Regions from separate parts of the Homo sapiens genome. Here region 2 is linked to region 1. A link is an interaction called in ENCODE POLR2A ChIA-PET data of the cell type or tissue named here. Cell type or tissue: HepG2. All regions are shown on one strand. Each heading gives the region's core, and the rest is flanking DNA. Links, peaks and the distances in the headings are about the cores only. Region 1 has its middle 15 kb from the start of AMMECR1L. Region 2 overlaps SAP130 (Sin3A associated protein 130).

Evidence for each region. Peaks named below come from ENCODE experiments on the same cell type or tissue, not always from the same donor. Only the 100,000 strongest peaks of a DNase experiment are listed, where the experiment ranks them.
Region 2: POLR2A ChIA-PET joins it to region 1 with 5 read pairs; 5 of 35 experiments call an interaction of 5 or more read pairs at or near these places.

What each region holds. Positions count from the first base shown.
Region 1 is chr2:127,896,093-127,905,597 of GRCh38, reverse strand. No RefSeq gene overlaps it. Among named protein-coding and RNA genes, the nearest start is that of AMMECR1L, 15 kb to the right of the region's middle. In HepG2, for the core only: no CTCF peak of the experiment used is centred there; no DNase peak of the experiment used is centred there; H3K27me3 peaks cover 434 bases.
Region 2 is chr2:127,980,373-127,989,877 of GRCh38, reverse strand. SAP130 (Sin3A associated protein 130) reads left to right here. Exons shown (of 21, transcript NM_001330301.2): 13 at 12-314; 14 at 2,916-3,093. Among named protein-coding and RNA genes, the nearest start is that of SAP130, 43 kb to the left of the region's middle. RefSeq lists an enhancer at 3,413-3,913. In HepG2, for the core only: a CTCF peak has its summit at 5,357; DNase peaks (open chromatin) are centred at 4,387 and 5,137.

The sequences.
Region 1 (9,505 bases), core at 845-8,844:
ACCCCACTGTGTGATTGTATTTGGAGACGGGGCTTTAAAGAGATAAGTAAGGTAAAATGAGATCATGTGAGCGGGTAGTCCAGTGTAGCTGGTGGCCTTGTAAGCAGGGGCGATTAGGACACAGACACCACACAGATCCAAGGGTGACTGTGTGAGGAACAGCAAGAAGGTGCCAGCTGCAAACCGAGGGCAGAGGCCTCGGGAAAAACCGACCTGCCGAGACCTTTCTCTTTTACTTCCAGTTTCAGCACAGTGAAAAAAATAAATTTCTGCTGGTTAAACCACAGTAGCAAATGAATACACCTGTCAGATCCAACATCAGTGTTTTCCTGTCAGCTTGCCTAATATTTGCCAGATGCTGTGAGCCCAGCACTGGGTGCCTATGAACACCAGCTCAGCTTGGGTTCGGGAGCGCTGCCCTCCCACGGGGCCATGAGTTGGATCACATCTCTCACGTTCCCCTGTTTTACCTCCGCTTTCACTGGGCTTTTTTGGTTTTACTTTTTTTCACTGTCCGTAGACAGCTACTCCCTCCAATTAGTTGGACTACTCCACAATTTGCTTCTTTTTTTCTTTTTTTTGAGACAGAGTCTCACTCTGTCACCCAGGCTAGAGTGCAGCAGTGCAATCTTGGCTCACTGCAACCTCCGCCTCCCGGGTTCAAGCGATTCTCCTGCCTCAGCCTCCCGAGTAGCTGGGATTACAGGCACACACTACCAGCCCGGCTAATTTTTGTATTTTTTTTAGAGATGGGGTTTCACCATGTTGTCCAGGCTGGTCTTGAACTCCTGACCTCAGGTGATCCGCCTGCCTCAGCCTCCCAAAGTGCTGGGATTACAGGCGCGGGCCACCGAGCCCGGCCCCCACAATTTATTTCTAAGTGAAAGGAGCAAGTGGGGATTGTTGCCATCACCTGCCCTTGGCTTGTGCATGCACTGTCACATCCCCTGCCTCCAACTTAACTCCAGAGTCCGGAGCCCAGAGCACCCTGCTTCTCCTTCCAGAGTGCTGCAGGCTCTGGGCTCTTCTCATTCTGGCAGGAAGACAGGTTCTCATACAGGCACAGCATTTCTTCCTAGAGCACTTCCTTTTGTTTTTAGAGACAGGGTCTCACTCTCTTACCCAGTCTGGAGTGCAGTGGCACAATCATAGCTCACTGTAGCCTCGGACTCCTGGGCTCAAGCAATCCTCCCGAGTAGCTGGGACTATAGGCGCACACCACCACGCCTGGCTAATTTTTAAATTTTTTTGGAGAGATGAGGTCTTATTATTTTTCCCAGGCTGGTCTTGAACTTCTGGTCTCAAGTGATCCTCCTGCCTTGGCCTCCCAAAGTGCTGGGATTGCGGATGTGAGCCGTCATGCCTGGCAGAGCACTTCTTTTAACTTCTTTCTTTTTAAACTATTATAAATGTATGCCCATTATAGGAATTGAGAGGACAAATAAGTCTCTTAAAACCTTATGCAGGGATAAACACTAGTAATATCTTATCATCACTCATAGCAATAGAGCTGCTATTACTTGTTATGTGTGCAGCCAACACTGTTGTGATGTTCTGTCTCCATTACCATCTGTACCCATTTTTCAGGTGCGAATACTGAGACTTATTGTGGGGAACTGACTTGCCCCAAGTCATACAACTAATAAAATTGCAGAGATGGGACTTTGATCTTGGGTCTCCACAAAGCCCTTGTTTGTGGCCATTATTCTGTTTCCTTCTGTCTCTTTAAAATATGTAAATGGCCGGGCATGGTGGCTCACACCTGTAATCCCAGCACTTTGGGAGGCCAAGGCAGCCCGAGTGCTTGAGCCCAGGAGTTCAAGACCAGCCTGGGCAACATAGTGAAACCCCATCTTTACAAAAAATTTAAAAAATAGCCAGGTGTGGTGGCGCATGCCTGTGGTCCCAGCTACTCGAGAGGCTGAGATGGGAGGATCACTTGAACCTGGGAGGCAGAGGTTGCAGTGAGCCAAGATTGGCCACTTCAGCCTGGGAGACACAGCCAGATCCTGTCTTTAAAAAAATAAATAAATAAAAATAAAGTGTATATATGCCTTTTTTCTTTTCTTTTCTTTTCTTTTTTTTTTTTTGAGAAAGTCTTGCTCTGTCACCCAGGCTGGAATGCAGTGGCGTGATCTTGGCTCACTGCAACCTCCACCTCCCAGGTTCAAGCGATTCTCCTACCTCAGCCTCTCAAGTAGCTGGGATTACAGGCGCCGGCCACCACACACAGCTAATTTTTGTATTATTAGTAGAGACGGGGTTTCACCACGTTGGCCAGGCTGCTCTTGAACTCCTGACCTCAGGTGATCCGTCCGCCTCGGCCTCCCAAAGTACTGGGATTACAGGTGTGGGCCACCGTGCCCAGCCATATATGCCTTTTTTTATAGTTGTGATAAAACTGTACATAAATTTTTTTATTCTTTCTTGACTGAAACTTACATCAAAGACACAGTTTTCCATATCATGGAATGAGTCTTTCCAGCATAATTTTTGATGGCTGAATAAAGTGATGGAGGGAACACTTGTAATATCCTTGAGGGTTTTTTATTATGTTTTTTTCTTTGGGGCTTTATTCCTCTCTCTTTTGTTAGCTGACTCCTTTTCGGTTAAGGGGAAGCTCAGCCACATAGTTTTTCTTGAACTTGAGAGATTGTTTTGGGTGTATTCTGGGGTTCCCTTCTCATCCGGTAATAGCCAAGCCAACTTGAGAAATGGCTGGCAGGCAGAGTGGGGTGCACGCCGGGTGGCATCCTGTGCTGATGTGCCAGTGTCCACCCCAGGGGCTTTCAGAGTGACACGTGTGTCATTCCTCACTATGCCAGGACATCGGGCACCAGGCAAGTCTGCCCCAGCCACAAGCCATAGGAACCATTTCTCAGGAGCCCCCAGGTGCCAGAGAGCCAGAAGCCGCACCCTTCTCCTTCCTCCACTCAGGAGGCCTGACTGTTTTTTTTTTTGAGACATAGTCTCAGTATGTCGCCCAGGCTGGAGTGCAGTGGCGCGATCTCGGCTCAGTGCAACCTCCGACTCCTGGGTTCAAGCGATTCTCCTGCCTCAGCCTCCCAAATAGCTGGGATTACAGGCACCCACCACCACACCTAGCTAATTTTTGTATTTTTAGTAGAGACGGGGTTTCACTATGTTGGCCAGGCTGGTCTTGAACTCCTAACCTTGTGATCCACCCGCCTTGGCCTCCCAAAGTGCTGGGATTGCAGGTGTGAGCCACTGCGCCCGGCCTACTGTTGGGTATTCATATTTGGAGTCCACAGAAGATTTTTTTTGAAAAGAGGATTTTGCTGCTCAGGAGTTAAAAACCCTAAATTTTTTTTATTATTATACTTTAAGTTCTAGGGTACATGTGCACAACGTGCAGGTTTGTTACATATGTATACATGTGCCATGTTGGTGTGCTGCACCCATTAACTCATCGTTTACATTAGGTATATCTCCTAATGCTATCCCTCCCCCCTACCCCCACCCCACGACAGGCCCTGGTGTGTGATGTTCCCCACCCTGTGTCCAAGTGTTCTCATGTTCAATTCCCACCTATGAGTGAGAACATGCGGTGTTTGGTTAAATACCCTAAATTTAATCCAATTCCTTTATTCTACAAATGAGGAGACTGAGACCAGAGCTGGAAAGAGTCTTATTTGAAGGCAAAGCAGCAAAGCTCGGGCACAAATCCAGGCCTCCTGACGTGAAGGCCAGAGCTGTCTGTGCCAGAGCTGAAATTTCCCAGGAGTTCTAGAAGCAAGGCTTCCAGAGAGTGACTAGCATCGGCAGGCCCTGAGGATATGTTCTAAATAGAGCACTGGGGAAATTAAATGGGAGTGCAGAATTGGAGAGTCACAAGTCTAGAATGAGGGTCTCTTCTCCGTAGCGAACAGTGGCCATTTTCATTTCCAAAGCTGTCTTGGCCATCCTGGGCTGCTTTAACAAAATCCTGCAGACTGAATGGTCAAGCAACAGGCATTCGTTTCTTGCAGTTCTGGGGGCCAGCAATCCAAGATCAGGGCACTGGCCAACTTGGCTCTGCTGAGGACCCTCTTCCTGGCTTGCTGGCAGCAGCCTTCTCCCTGTGTCGTCACAGGGCAGGACTGGGGTGGGGATATCTCCCTTCCTCTTCTTTTTTTTTTTTTTTTTTTAGGTGGAATCTCACTTTGTTGCCTAGGCTAGGCTGGAGTGCAGTGGTTCAACCTCGGCTCACTGTAACCTCCGCCTCCCCGGTTCAAGCGATTCTCCTGCCTCAGCCTCCCAAGTAGCTGGGATTACAGATGCAAGCCACCATGCCTGGCTAATTTTGTATTTTTAGTAGAGACAGGGTTTTGCCATATTGGCCAGGCTGGTCTTGAACTCCTGACCTCGTGATCCACCCACCTTGACCTCCCAAAGTGCTGGTATTACAGGCATGAGCCACTGCACCCGGCCACTCCTTCCTCTTCTTATAAGGCTACAATCCTGTCAGATTAGAGCTCCACCCTGATGGCCTCATTTAACCTTAATTACCTCCTGAAGATCCTACCTCCAGATACAGTTGCACTAGGGTCTAGGGCTTTAACCGACAGATTGTGTGGTGCTGGGAGACACAATTCAGTCCATAACAGCAGCTCATGCTTCTCAAACCTTGGTGGCTTTAGAATCCCCTGGACAGGCCGGGCGCGGTGGCTCACACCTGTAATTCCAGCACTTTGGAAGGCCAAGGCAGGTGGATCGCTTGAGCCCAGGAGCTCAAGACCAGCCTGGGTGACATAGTGAGACCCTGTGTCTATATAAAATTATGTGTGTGTGTATATATATATATATATATATATATATATATACATAATATGTTTTTGCCATGCGCGGTGGCTCAAGTCTGTAATCCCAGCACTTTGGGAGGCCAAGGCGAGCAGATCACCTGAGGTTGGGAGTTCAAGACCAGCCTGGCCAACAAGTTGAAATCCCGTCTCTACTAAAAATACAAAAAAATTAGCCAGGCATGGTGGCATGTGCCTGTAATCCCAGCTATTCAGGAGGCTGAGGCAGGAGAATTGCTCGAACCCGGGAGGCGGAGGTTGCAGTGAGCCAAGATCATGCCACTGCACTCCAGCCTGGGCAACAGAGCAAAGCTCCATCTCAAAAAAAAAAAAAAAAAGGAAAGAATAATGATTACACATTGTTTTGAGCTCATGATCCTTGGCCGCAAGGATTAATAGTAGGGTGGCACCAGCCCAAGGTTACACAGGCAGTTGCTGCCTAGATGTCCCTGCAGAAGTATCTTTTGTGCAAGATCGCAACAGTCTTTGTGCAATGCTGTGGTTTTTGCAGTCTTTTTTCTTAAAAAAAAAAAAAAAATACAGATGAGGTCTCACCATGTTGGCCAGGCTGGTCTCATACTCTAGGCTTCAAGTGGTCCTCCCACCTTGGCTTCCCAAAGTGCTGGGATTACAGGCGTGAGCCACCACGCCCAGGCTTGCAGAGTCTTTCGTGATAGTTTTTGTTATCAGGCAGACAAGCTTGAACCCTCTCTTCATAGCCTTCTCTGATTCTATGTGTCAGGGTTTTCCAAAACACAGGTGACTTCATTTTTATCCTGACAACTTTCACAAAACTAAAATCGGTATTAATAAAAGAAAACATAATGTATCAATTTTTATAACCTTCTTTAAAAAAGCCTTTTGATTGATGACCAGGTGTGGTGGCTCACGCCTATAATCCCAGCACTTTGGGAGGCCGAGGCAGGCAGATCATCTGAGGTCAAGAGTTTGACACCAGCCTGGCCAACATGGTGAAATCTCATCTCTACTAAAAATACAAAAATTAGCCAGGCGTGGTGGCAGACGCCTATAGTCCCAGTTACTCTGGAGGCTGAGGCAGGAGAATCACTTGAACCCAGGAGGCAGAGGTTGCAGTGAGCCAAGATCATGCCACTGTGCTCCAGCCTGGGCAACAGAGCAAGACTCCATCTCAAAAAGCCTTTTGAATCAATGCATGAATGAACAAGCAGATGCTCAAACACATCTTCAATCTTGCCTCTTTTCCTGTAATAAAAGAATTCAAGGGGGGTATTTATTTATCTATTTATTTTGAAGCAGGGTCTCGCTTTGCCTCCCAAGCTGGAGTGCAGTGGTGCAATCATGGTTCACTGCAGCCTGGAAGTCCCAGACTCAAGCAAATCTCCCACCTCAGCATCCCCTGGTAGCTGAGACTACAGGTGCACACCACCACACCTAAATTTTCTGTAGAGATAAGGTCTCCCTATATGGCCTATGCTGGTCTCAAACTCCTGGGCTCAAGCTATCCTCCTGCCTAGGCCTCCGAAAGTGCTGGAATTACTGGGCTGTGCCGCACGCAGCACTAGCCAGGGTATTTATTTTTTTAGAATCGCTTCTTTTACAATTATGTGATAAGGTATTTAATTAGGATATCTCGGGACAGTTCCCTCCTCCTGCTAAGGTTCCTGAAATAGCTCAAGAAAAGTGTCCCTTTGTAACAAGAATTTGAGGAGTAACTGTCTGCTAAAGTAGTTGAAGTCTATGGGACTGAAGTATAAAATCCAGTGATATAGCTTGTTATAATACAGTAGTTTTAGGGGTGTCAAGGAGGAAAAACTTTTCCTTTCGTCTTAGGTTCAGTGTCTGTGGGCCTGTGGATTAAAATAACAAAAGGCAGATTAACAGGAGAAAAGGCACATAGTTTTGGTTTTGGGTTTTTGTTTTCTTGTTTGCTTGTTTTTTTGAGACGGAGTCTTACTCTGTTGCCAGGCTGGAGTGCAGTGGTGCGATCTCAGGTCACTGCAAACTCCACCTCCCGGGTTCATGCGATTCCCCTGCCTCAGCCTCCCAAGTAGCTGGGACTACAGGCGTGCGCCACCACACCCAGCTAATTTTTTGTATTTTAGTAGAGATGGGGTTTCACCATCTTGGCCAGGCTGGTCTCGAACTCCTGACCTTAGGTGATCCGCCTGCCTCGGCCTCCCAAAGTGCTGGGATTACAGGCGTGAGCCACTCCGCCCGGCAGCACATAGTTTTTATTATTACGTGTAGGGGAATTAACAGAAGTGAAACTCAAAGACGTGGTTATACTGGAGGCTTTATACCCTTTTAACAGAGGAGAGAGGATTTGGGCTTCAAAGATGATAAACTGTGGGAAAGTGACCAGGAAATAGATTGGGGAAGTTAAGGGCTATTTTAATAAGGTCTGTTTATTTAAACTCATCTTGGTGTTGACTTCCTGCCGTCAATGATAAGAGTTGCTCTGCTCTCCCTGGTACAAAGACGAGGCTGGGTGGCCCCACAATTTATATAGCTGCTCCTACCTGATACCGATGCAAGCTACATTTCTTTTGTTTTTCGCTAAGGTTTTTTGTTTTGTTTTGTTTTTGTTTTTTCACTTTTTATTTTGAAATAATTATGGATTCACTGAAAGTTGCAAAGAAACAGCATTTTCAGTTGGTCCCATGGACCAATCCACTTTCTCCCATTGGTTGTATTTTCCATAACTATATCAAAAGCAGGAAATTGACACTGGCAGAGATAGTGTGTATAGTTCAATGTCATTTCATCACGTAGGTAGATCAGGGTGACCACAACTGTGGTCAAAGATCTCCCTTGAGCAATGCCTTTATAGTCACACCTACACCCTCTTCTCCCTACCATCCCTAATTCCTGGCAACCACTAATCTGGTCTCCAAAAATTTTGTCCTTTCAAGAATGTTATATAAAGGCAATTACACCCTTTAGGTCAAAATGGGCTTTTTCACTCAGCATAATGCCCTTGAGATCCATCCAAGTTGTTGGGTTTATCAAGAGTTTATTCCTTCTTGTTGCTGAGTAGTATTCCATGGTGTGGATGTACTGGCTTGTTTAACAACTCACCTGTTGAAGGACATCTGGGCTCTTTCCAGTTTTCCACTATTGCAAATAAAGCTGCTATGAACAATTATGTAAGGGTTTCTGTGCAGACCTAAGTTTTCATTGCTTTGGGATAAGTGTCCAGAGGTGCAACTACCAGGTCATATTGTAGTATATGTTTAGGTTTTAAGAAAATGTTGGCTGGGCAAGGTGGCTCATGTCTGTAATCCCAGCATTTTGGGAGGCCAGTAGTTTGAGACCAGCCTGGGAAACATAGAGAGGCCTCATCTCTACTAAAAGTTAAAAAAAAAAGCCAGGTGTAGTGGTACACACCTGTAGTCCCACGTACTCGGGAGGCTGAGGCAGGAGGATTGCTTAAGCTCAGGAGTTCAAGGCTGCAGTGAGCTGTGATCAAGTCACTGTACTCCAGCCTAGGGGACAGATTGGGACCCTGTCTCAAAAAAAAAAAAAAGAAAAAAAAGACTGGGTGCAGTGGTTCACGCCTGTAATCCCAGCACTTTAGGAAGCTGAGGCATGCGGATTACCTGAGGTCAGGAGTTCCAGACCAGCCTGGCCAACATGGCGAAACCTCGTCTCTACTAAAAATACAAAAATTAGTCGGGCAAGGTGGCACACGCCTGTAATCCCAGTTACTCGTGAGGTTGAGGTAGAAGAATTGCTTGAACCCAGGAGACTGAGGTTGCAGTGAGCCCACATTGCACCACTGCACTCCTGGGCAACACAGTGAGACTCTGCTTCAAAAAAAAAAAAAACAAAGAAAGAAAGAAAAAGCCAAACAATTTTCCAAAAAGGTCGTACCGTCTTCCATTCCCATCAGCTGTCTATGAAGGATCGTTTCTGCACATCCTTGCCAACATTCAGTATTACCAAGGTTTATTTCAGCTGTTCTGAAAGATGTGTAGTAACATCTTAGTGTGATCTTAATTCGCATTTTGCTAATTACTAGTGATGCAACTTTTCACATGCTTAATTTCCTTCCATATGTCCTCTTCAGTGAAATGTCTCTGCAAGCCTTTTGTCCATTCTCTAATTGGATCACTTGTTTTTTTTACTGTCTTCAGAGTTCTTTATATATTGTAGATATGTGTCCTTTATCAGTATTTTCTCTGTAGCCTGTATTTTTGTCCTCTTTGAGGGACTTTCACAGAGCAAAAGTTTTGATGAGGTCCCACTCATAGTTTCATAGTTTTATTTTTTACATTTAAAGCTACAATCCATTTTGAATTTTTTTTTTTTTTTTTTGAGATGGATTCTCGCTGTGTCACCAGGCTATCTCGGCTCACTGCAACCTCTGCCTCCTGGGTTCAAGCAATTCTCCTGCCTCAGCCTCCCGAGTAGCTGGGACTAAAGGCACGCACCACCACACCCGGCTAATTTTCGGATTTTTAGTAGAAAAGGGGTTTCACCATGTTGGCCAGGCTGGTCTTAATCTCTTGACCTCGTGGTCTGCCCACCTCAGCCTCCCAAAGTGCTGGGATTACAGGCGTGAGCCACCACACCCAGCCCATTTTGAATTATTATAGAAAGTGTGAGGTTTAGGCCACAGTTTTTTTTTCCCTGTGGATTTCTAACTACTGCAGCATTATTTGTTGAAAAGACTCTCTTTTTGGTGGGGCGCAGTGGCTCACGCTTGTAATCCCAGCACTTTG
Region 2 (9,505 bases), core at 582-8,581, 85 kb before region 1:
ATCATTTTTAGTTTCAGCTCAGGCTCCAAACTCTGCCATCACAGCTCAGACTGGTGTTGGGGTAGCGTCTACCGTCCACCTAAACCCCATGCAGTTGATGACAGTGGATGCATCGCATGCTCGACATATTCAAGGGATCCAGCCAGCACCCATCAGTACCCAGGGTATCCAGCCGGCCCCCATTGGGACCCCAGGGATACAGCCTGCACCACTTGGCACACAGGGAATTCACTCAGCAACCCCAATCAACACACAAGGGCTTCAGCCTGCACCTATGGGTACTCAGCAGCCTCAGCCTGAAGGAAAGACTTCAGGTAATTTTAAATTTTTGCATAGAAGGTGGTTTGGAGAAAAGAAATACATTTGGGTTTAAATCCTTTCTCTGCCACTGGCTTTGTCGTCTTATAATTTCTCTAGGCCTTTTCTTCTTTGTATTAATAATATGAGTTGCTTAGAACTTAGAGTTTCAGGGTCACTGTAAACGTTAGAAATAATATACCTCACTGTAATCCCAGCACTTTGGGAGGCTGAGGCGGGTGGATCACGAGGTCAGGAGATCAAGACTATCCAGGCTAACGTGGTAAAACCCTGTCTACTAAAAATACAAAAAAATTAGCCAGGCGTGGTGGCGGGGGCCTGTAGTCCTAGCTACTCGGGAGGCTGAGGCGAGAGAATGGCGTGAACTGGGGATGTGGAGCTTGCAGTGAGCCGAGATCACGCCACTGCACTCCAGCCTGGGCCACAGAGTGAGACTCTGTCTCCAAAAAAAAAAAAAGATACAGTATACATCAACAGCCCTAGTATTCATTTGAACATAATGAGAAGTGTTATCTTTTTTAAAAGCTCCTAGTTGTGGGAAAAAATTCACCTTATAAGTAGTATTCTCATTGAAGATTTTCTTCAGAGTTGTACATAAAGCTGTAAAACCTTATGCTGATGTTAGCTAATATTATGAATTCTTAAAAAGAAATACTAGTGGAATAACATTTTGAAAAATGGAATAAGTCACTGTATTTAGATCTTTTTGAGACAGATTCTCACTCTGTCACCCAGGCTAGAGTGCAGTGGTGTGTGATCTTGGCTCACCACAGCCTCATCCTCCTGGGCTCAAGTGATCCTCCCACCTCAGCCGCCTGAGTAACTGGGACTATAGGTGCAAGCTACCATGCCTGGCTAATTTTTGTATTTTTAATAGAGACAGAGTTTTGCCATGTTGCCCAGGCTGGTCTCAAACTCCTGGGCTCAAGTAGTCTACTCACTTTGGCCTCACAAAGTGCTGGGATTACAAGCATGAGTCATTACACCAGCTAGGTTATTTTTTTTTTGGCTGAATTTAAGATTCCATGTACTTGGATTATTATTGATTAGCCATTTCTCTAATGTAGTTTAAAAAAACAAAATGGCTGTTTCTCAGCCAAGGCACTGATTTTTTTTTTTTTTTTTTTTTTAAAAAGACAAGGTCTCACTCACTCTGTTGCCCAGCTGGAACACAGTGGTACAATCATGGCTCACTGTAGCCTTGACCTTCTGGGCTCAAGCAGTCCTTATGCCTCAGACACCCGTGTAGCAAGGACTACAAGTGCATGCCACCACACCTGGGTAATTATTTTTGATTTTTTGTAGAAACAGGATATTGCTTGTTGCCCAGGCTGGTCTCGAACTCCAGAGTTCAAGCTATCCTTCAGCCTTGTCCTCCCAAAGTGCTGCGATTGCAGGCATCAGCCACTGTGCCTGGCTGGAGCTATGAATTTTAATTGTTCTGTAGACCTTGAATTCAACTATTTAATCAAAGTCTCTCTGATTTTTTATTACTAAACTAAATGTCTATGATAGAGATGCAATTTACCCATGATGACCCACCCGGTAGGATGGTGTACTACATATTTAAGGGCACCTGCCAGAAAACTCATGATATTAAGTTGACTCCTATGAAATTGCCATTTTTATAGGTCAAAAACTGTCAAACACAGGTATTTTCTGATTATGATCTCATGCTCACCAGTATTTTGATGCTAACTTTAAGTGTATAGTTAAAATATCTGTTAGTTGAATGTGTTTCTAAAGATAGACTGGGGAGGGTACCATTATTGAGGGTTGAGAGAGATTGGTATTTTACAAAAACTGAATGAGTACATTTCTTGAAGTGTACATTGGAGCATGCTATCAGGCTGGTAGATAGTGTTTTCTATTTGTGGCTCTTGTATTAAGCCTTTCTTGTCTGTCAGTTTTCTTATCTCTAAAATGGAAATTACAATGATGGTAAGAATTATATCAGTAAAAAATGTAAAGTAACTAGTAGAGTGAGAGACTATACTAGATACTATGTACTTTGTTCACCTTATCTCATTTATTAGTAACTGTGATTATAGAGCAAAGAAAAAATAATGGTATGGGCCAAGTGTGGTGGCTCACGCCTGTAATCCCAGCACTTTGGGAGGCCAAGGCAGGTGGATCACTTAAGGTCAGGAATTCGAGACTAGCCTGGCCAACACGGTGAAACCCCGTCTCTACTAAAAAATACAAAAATTATCCAGGTGTGGTGGTGCACGCCTGTAATCCCAGCTACTCTTGTGGTTAAGGCAGGAGAATCACTTGAACCTGGGAGGTGGAGGTTGCAGTGAGCTGAGATTGCACCACTGTATTCCAGCCTGGGCAAGAGAGCAAGACTCTCTTTCAAACAAAGAAAAAGAAAAAATAATGGTATGGATCATGCATCAGTAGACTTAGTAACTGCTCCCATTTAGCTATCTGCTCTTTGTCGGATGAACATTGTGCTCCTGTCCCTTATCAGTTTGAAATTGGACAGTTAGAACATGGATACCTAATTCTAGTGGTCTCATCATTTTTATTTATGTCTTCTATGGCATTTTGTTTCCCTCTCTTCAATGTTCTTTCCTGTTGCCTCTCTCCTGTAGCAGTGGTGTTGGCAGATGGAGCCACAATTGTGGCCAACCCTATTAGCAATCCATTCAGTGCTGCTCCAGCAGCAACAACCGTGGTGCAGACCCACAGCCAGAGTGCTAGCACCAACGCTCCCGCCCAGGGCTCATCGCCACGGCCAAGCATACTCCGGAAGAAACCTGCCACAGATGGGTGAGTAGACCTGGTAGTGCCGAATGACACCTCTGGTTCTGGATATAACTGGTATACATAATAGGCACTCTTATCTAATGCTGGTATCAAACTCATCTCTCATTTTCTGTGGTGTGTTAAAATTTCCTCCAAAACAACTTGACCACAGGATTATTCAGTAGAGCCTTACCCAGCTGAGACTGTAAGATCTTAACAAATCCTGGAGTCAGTGAGGTGTTAGTTTGTAAGCATCTGTTGCATACTGCTTTAATTCTCTCTAGTTCTGGAACTTCAATCATAGAACTTTTAAAGTAGTTTATAAGTAACTCTTGGGCTTGTGTAGGTAGTTACCTTAACTCATACTATAAACTTCATTCAGCATGAATCGTTGCTGTTGAAACGGGAAAAGTTCCCTTGTCCCCCTCGCAGGGCGTGCAACAGTGGGAGTGGCTCGCTTCTTCATTGCCCTGCTACTCAAACCTCTAGGGGAGCATACAGACAGGCAGGCTGTGTCGCTCCAACCCTACAGCAGTGTCTAGAGGTGAATGTTTACAGCTGAAACCCCAGTGGGCATGTGTTACAGAGTGCTCTTTTAGTTTAGCCATCCATAGATGGCTTGCATTAACCAGCTCAATTAGACCCCTGCCTTATGGCAAGGACAGAGAGCTTTCTGTATCCCAGGGTTCTTGCCTTGGTGTACTGGAAGAATGGGATCACACGTGGGCTTGGAGAATGAGTGTAGGGTTTTACTGAGTAGAAGTAGCTCTCAGCAGATGGGGGAAGCCAGAAGGGAGATGGAGCGGCCCCAGCTCTCTTGACTGCCCTGGCCAAACTGCGTCGTTCTGCTGGTCGGGGGCCTGCTGGCATGCCAGCGTCTGTCATGTGCTCTTCCACCGGCATGCTCCCCTTGCTGTCCTCTCGCCGTCCAGCTGCTTGTGTCTTTTGCCAATGCGTTCCTCTTGACGTCCAGCCACTTGTGTGCCTGTCTGCTAGGGTCTCGGAGGTTTTTACAGGCACAGGATCAGGGCGTAGCAGGCCAGGGTGGTCTGGGGGAAATGCAACATTTGGGCAGGAAAACAAAAATGCCTGTCCTCACCTAGATCCGTGGGCACAGGCTGGGGGTGGAGCCCTCACCAGGGACCCGCCCCTTCCCAGCACTTCCCTACTCCCCTTCTATGTCACTGTGGGCAAACAAATTCTGAAGTGTAGTAAGGGTCATATTTGGTAGCAGATAGTGTTTTGTGTTGCCATGTAAGCTTCTCAGTTGGTGGATCATAGGCAGGAAGGTATGTGCTGTGCTGTTTGAGTTAAACATTCTGGAGGTGGGAGATGAGCAGACATGTTTCAGAGAGCAGAGTTTCTGTGGCTCAGCTGAGCTAATAGCATCAACATCAAAAGATTAAAGCAAGTGCAAACTTAAATTGCTGGGACTAGGGTCCATGCAGGGTTTTTATTTGCACAGAGCTGTGCATATACCAGAGTCCCTATCTTTGCTGTTTATGAATACTTTGTACTTTTTTAAAGGATAAGTCAGTCCATGACAAAGTTACCTTATTAGTAAAAACACAAGGCAAAGCTTGTGGTTAAGATGACAGATTGATTACACACATCTAAAATCTTTCTGTCTCATAACCCTATATAACTTTTTTTCAAAAAAGTTGTAAACACACAAGGATGGGGAGAACAGGAGAGGACACAGTAGCAACTGAAGCTGGGAAGCAGACCATCACGCGATGGCGTCCTGGCTCTGAGAAAGCTAAATGTGAAGCTTGCGTAGGGGAAAGTTGAGAACCATCCTCTTTTAAAATTGGAAAATCTTCAAAAGGACCAACAACAGGCAAATCCTGGGGGCGAAGGAAGGGGCTCTGTCCTTTAAGGAGGATAAGTTAAAACCTTTGAGTTTGAAAAGTGTTAAAGTTAGAGCCCAGAATCCCATTTTCTACCTATGCCATGTGGTGTACTGCCCCTTCCCGACTTTAGCAGGAGCCTGAAAGTTCAAACTCTGCAGATGGTCCGCTAGGGTCACCCAGCACTATAGAGGTCATGAGTATTTTACCAGAAAGAGATTGTGACTCACCGTGTGTGTGTGGAGTGCTGAACACTTCCCAGTCCACTCCCTGCTTTCAGCTGATAGAACTCTGGCAGGTGAACTTGATTCTAGATAGAAAATGAGAAGAGGACTCTACTTTCCTTCTGGGGAGTCTATCCAGCCCAAGGGGAAGCTCTAAAGATACTGACACTAGGGCTTCCTTAAGGACAGGGTTAGATTACCCTACAGTGGACCTCATAGTAGACATGCCCTTCCAAAGCTCAGAGCTCCCAGCCAGCATTTCAGTCCCTCTCCCCGACTCTTAATCATGAACATACAACCAAAGATAGGCACATATCTGAGGGGACCTCTAACGGTGGAAGACAGAAACCACAATAAATACATGCCCAAAGCACCTTGGAAGATGTAGAGGCCTGGCAGGGAGAATAAAACACAAAACAAATGAGCAAGGATAAGCAAACAGTATCCGTGATGCCTTCAGAAAGACAAAAGAAAAGGTTGCATCCACAAAACAGTAACACAGTGCTATGCAAAAAGAACATTCAGAGGAGAAAAGAACCGGTCCTGAAATAAGATAGCAGAAATTGAAAGATCAGTAGAAGAGTTGGAAGATAAAATTGAAGAAATCTCAAACGTGGAACAAAAAGACAAGAAAATTGGAGAAAACGATAGGAGAAAATTTAAAACAACAATAAAAAGAACCAGGTCAGGAAATCCAGCCTCCAGGTAATGGGTTTCAACAAGAGAGATCAGAGAAAAGGAACAGGGATTACAAAGTAAGGAGTTTGTTATAATATTGTAATCTCAGTTCAAAAGTTAACTGCAAATATAAAACCCAATGATTTCTATATAGTAAATTGAACTGTAAAGGTAACTTGTGTGTGATTCTGAATACATAGATAAATGTTTAAAAAAAAAAAAAAAAAAAAAAACAACAAAGTAATAGAAAATTACCAAAACTGAAAGAAATGAGTTTCCTGGTTACAGAAATGCCCTGCACAGTATTCAATGGATGCAATAAACTCAGGCCAGTATTTTGAAATTTGGCAGCACTGGAGACAAAGAGATGTGCCTGCTTCTCCCGTACTTCCTCCCAAAGACCCTTGTACTGTGCCCTCTAATTCACAGCCTGTCATCACATGACACTCCAACCTCCACCCCAGTGCCCTTGTCTCTTCTTTCTCCACGCCTTCTTGCTTTAAACCTGGGACTCAACTTGCCCTGCAGCTGTCTAAAGTGGTCCCTGCCTCTCTTCCACATCCCTACTGTCACTCAGCCTGGAGGTAGGCAGGGTGTCCTTGTCATGCCTCACTGCCATTTTCAGACCATTTCTCCTCAAAAGCACTTGATCTGTATTTAGATTTCATAAAATGTACAGTTGAAAAAGTAGTTTCACATAGCCAAGTTATTCCAGACAATAAAAAGTTTCTCAGTAACTGGATCGAGTATCCATTATAAAATTCAAATTAATTAAAATGAAATAACATTAAAAATTTTGTTCCTGAGTTGCGCTTGCCACATTTCAGTTGCTCAGTAGTACCATATGGCCTTCTTGTTGGGCAGGGCAGATCTAGAGGCGCAGAGTCAAGTTAGATTTTGCAGGTGTATCTGTATGCCTTTTGGAAGGACATGATGTCTGGCACTTTTTAGTGATAGTGGAACCCTCTCTTCACCTTTAATGATCAGAAATGATTTTCCAGCTCCCTGGCCCCTCAGGTGCTTGAATGCTTCTCCTGCCTCCACCCTCCCCACCAGTTTGGGCACTTAGCACATAAGCTCAGTGAGCCTTCCTGACCTTGTCTCTGTGCTCCCATGCCCCTAGCCCATCTTCTTTCTTCCCACCTCCCTCCCAATGGAACTCCAGCTCCAGAGGGACCCCAGCAGCCTCCAGTCCATTGATCCACCTTTTCATGTTCTTCACTGCCTCTCATGGCCTCTTTCTCTGCTCTTCCTGATTCAGAGTCTGTGGTCACTTGCAGTCATTTCCTTAACCCCCATCCCACTTCGCTTTGTCAAAACCAGACTTAAATCCAACTTTCTGCTTCATTTACGCTGGCACATGTACAGCAAATTGCAGCAGGGAAAGCCACTTTGCCAACTGGTCTTGCTTAGCCTCGCAGACGCACTAAGGTCTTAAAGCAGCCCATCAAAGTATACTCTCTTGCACCACTCCAGATAACTATTTTACGTTTCCTTCTCTCAAAACTCCCAGGCTTCTTCCGTCTTCACTGTTAGTCGACAAATTGCTCCTTTTTTGAGAAAAAGAAAATCAAAAGACAACTTCCACAGTCTGCAGCTATCACATCTATAATACTTACGGTGGCAGTACCCCATGTCCTGCCTCTGTCTGTTCCTCTAGACAAGCTCTATGGGCTCCTCTCCAACATGCCCTGTCTCCTCCTCTCTTGTCTATTCAAGAATGATGCTCTAGTTCTTCTCCCCCTCTCTCCTACGGCCTCAGCTTTTTCTTGTTAGTAGATCATTCACATAAACAGTATAAACATGCCGTCATTTCTTCTGTATGAAATATCCTTCTGTTGAGCTCACTTTGCTCTACTATCTACCACCCTAAATTTTTTTTTTTTGCTCTTCTTTGTAAAAAGAAATTGTCTGTGTTTGCTGTGTCCAGTTCTTCTGTCCGTCTTTTTTTCATCATTTTCATGGAAGTATATAGAAAATGTCACAGACGCATGTATAGTCTCAAAATAAACAGTGTCCAACCACTGTATAGGTCAAGAAACAATGTTACTGTAAGGTCAGCCAAGAGAAAGGATGAGGAGACCCAAAGTCAGGCAAGCAAGCTTTATTGAGCTGCTTGGCTGCTCCACCACAGTTAGAGGAGGCAGCCCCCCTTACAGACTATAGCAGGGTTTTGTAGGGCCAGAACTGGGTCGGGGTCGGGGAGCTGAGTCGGGTGCAAGAGGACTGGGTCGGGGTGGGAGAGCTGAGTCGAGGGTGCAGGAGGACTGGGTCGGGGTAGGGGAGCTGAGTCGGGGTGCAGGAGGACTGCGTCGGGGTGAGGGAGCTGTCGGGGGTGCAGGAGGACTGGGTCGGGGTGGGGGAGCTGAGTCGGGGGTGCAGGAGGACTGGGTCGGGGTGGGGGAGCTGAGTCGGGGGTGCAGGAGGACTGGGTCAGGGTGAGGGAGCTGAGTCGGGGGTGCAGGAGGACTGGGTCGGGGTGGGGGAGCTGAGTCAGGGGTGCAGGAGGACTGAGTCGGGGTGGGGGAACTGAGTCAGGGGTGCAAGAGGACTGGGTCGGGGTGAGGGAGCTGAGTCGGGGGTGCAGGAGGACTAGGTTGGGGTGAGGGAGCTGAGTCGGGTGCAGGAGGACTAGGTCGGAGTGCGGGAGCTGAGTCGGGGGTGCAGGAGGACTGGGTCGGGGTGAGGGAGCTGAGTCGAGGGTACAGGAGGACTGGGTTGGGGTGGGGGAGCTGAATTGGGGGTGCAGGAGGACTGGGTCAGGGTGGGAGTGCTGAGTCGGGTACAGGTGTCTTTACCCGCATCCTGGAGATGTTTTTTGCCAGCTTTGTTGTGCGAGGTGAACAGACATGTTAACCGCATCCTGTAACTGGACAGTTACTGGAGGGGTCAGTGAAGGGTGGGGTGGGGGTTTGTCTTTTGCCCTCGGGTAGCTGTGAGGAGAGTGCAAGGGACTGTATTGTAAGGCCTGTGGGAGGGGAAGGAAATGGTCTGGTCGTGGTGACCTTAACAGTTACCAACATCTTTTCCCAAAGGTAACTAACCAATGGATAGATAGAATCATATGATGTGCATTTTTTTGTGTGAGTCTGACTTTCATCACTCGGTTTTATGTAATTCATCTGCATTATTGCCTATGAATTTGTTGTTGTTGTTGTTGAGATGGGGGTCTCACTCTGTCTCCCAGGTTGGACTGTGGTGGCGCGATCACAGCTTACTGCAGCATTTACCTCCCCAGGCTCAGGTGATCCTCCCACCTCAGTTTTTGTATTTTTAGTAGAGATGGGATTTCACCATGTTGCCCCGGCTGGTCTCGAACTCCCGGGCTGAAGCATTCCACCTGGTTCAGCCTCCCAAAGTGCTAGGATTACATGCGTGAGCACCTGGCCTTGATTGTAATTTTTTAATTGTATAAAATACCATGTATAACAGTACCGTGTTTTATCCATGGTTATTTGGGTTGCTTCCATGTTTTCCTGTAATGATACCCTGAACATTTTTGTGCATGACTTTTGATTCATGCATGAGTACGTTTCTGTTAAATACTGAGGGATTTGCTATGTCATAGGGTGTGCTTGTTTTAAACTTTCATGGAGCATGGTTTTCTGCGTGGTTTTACCCATTTACACTCTCACCAGGAGTAATCATTGTTTCATCCTCACCAACACTTGTTCTGGGCAGTCT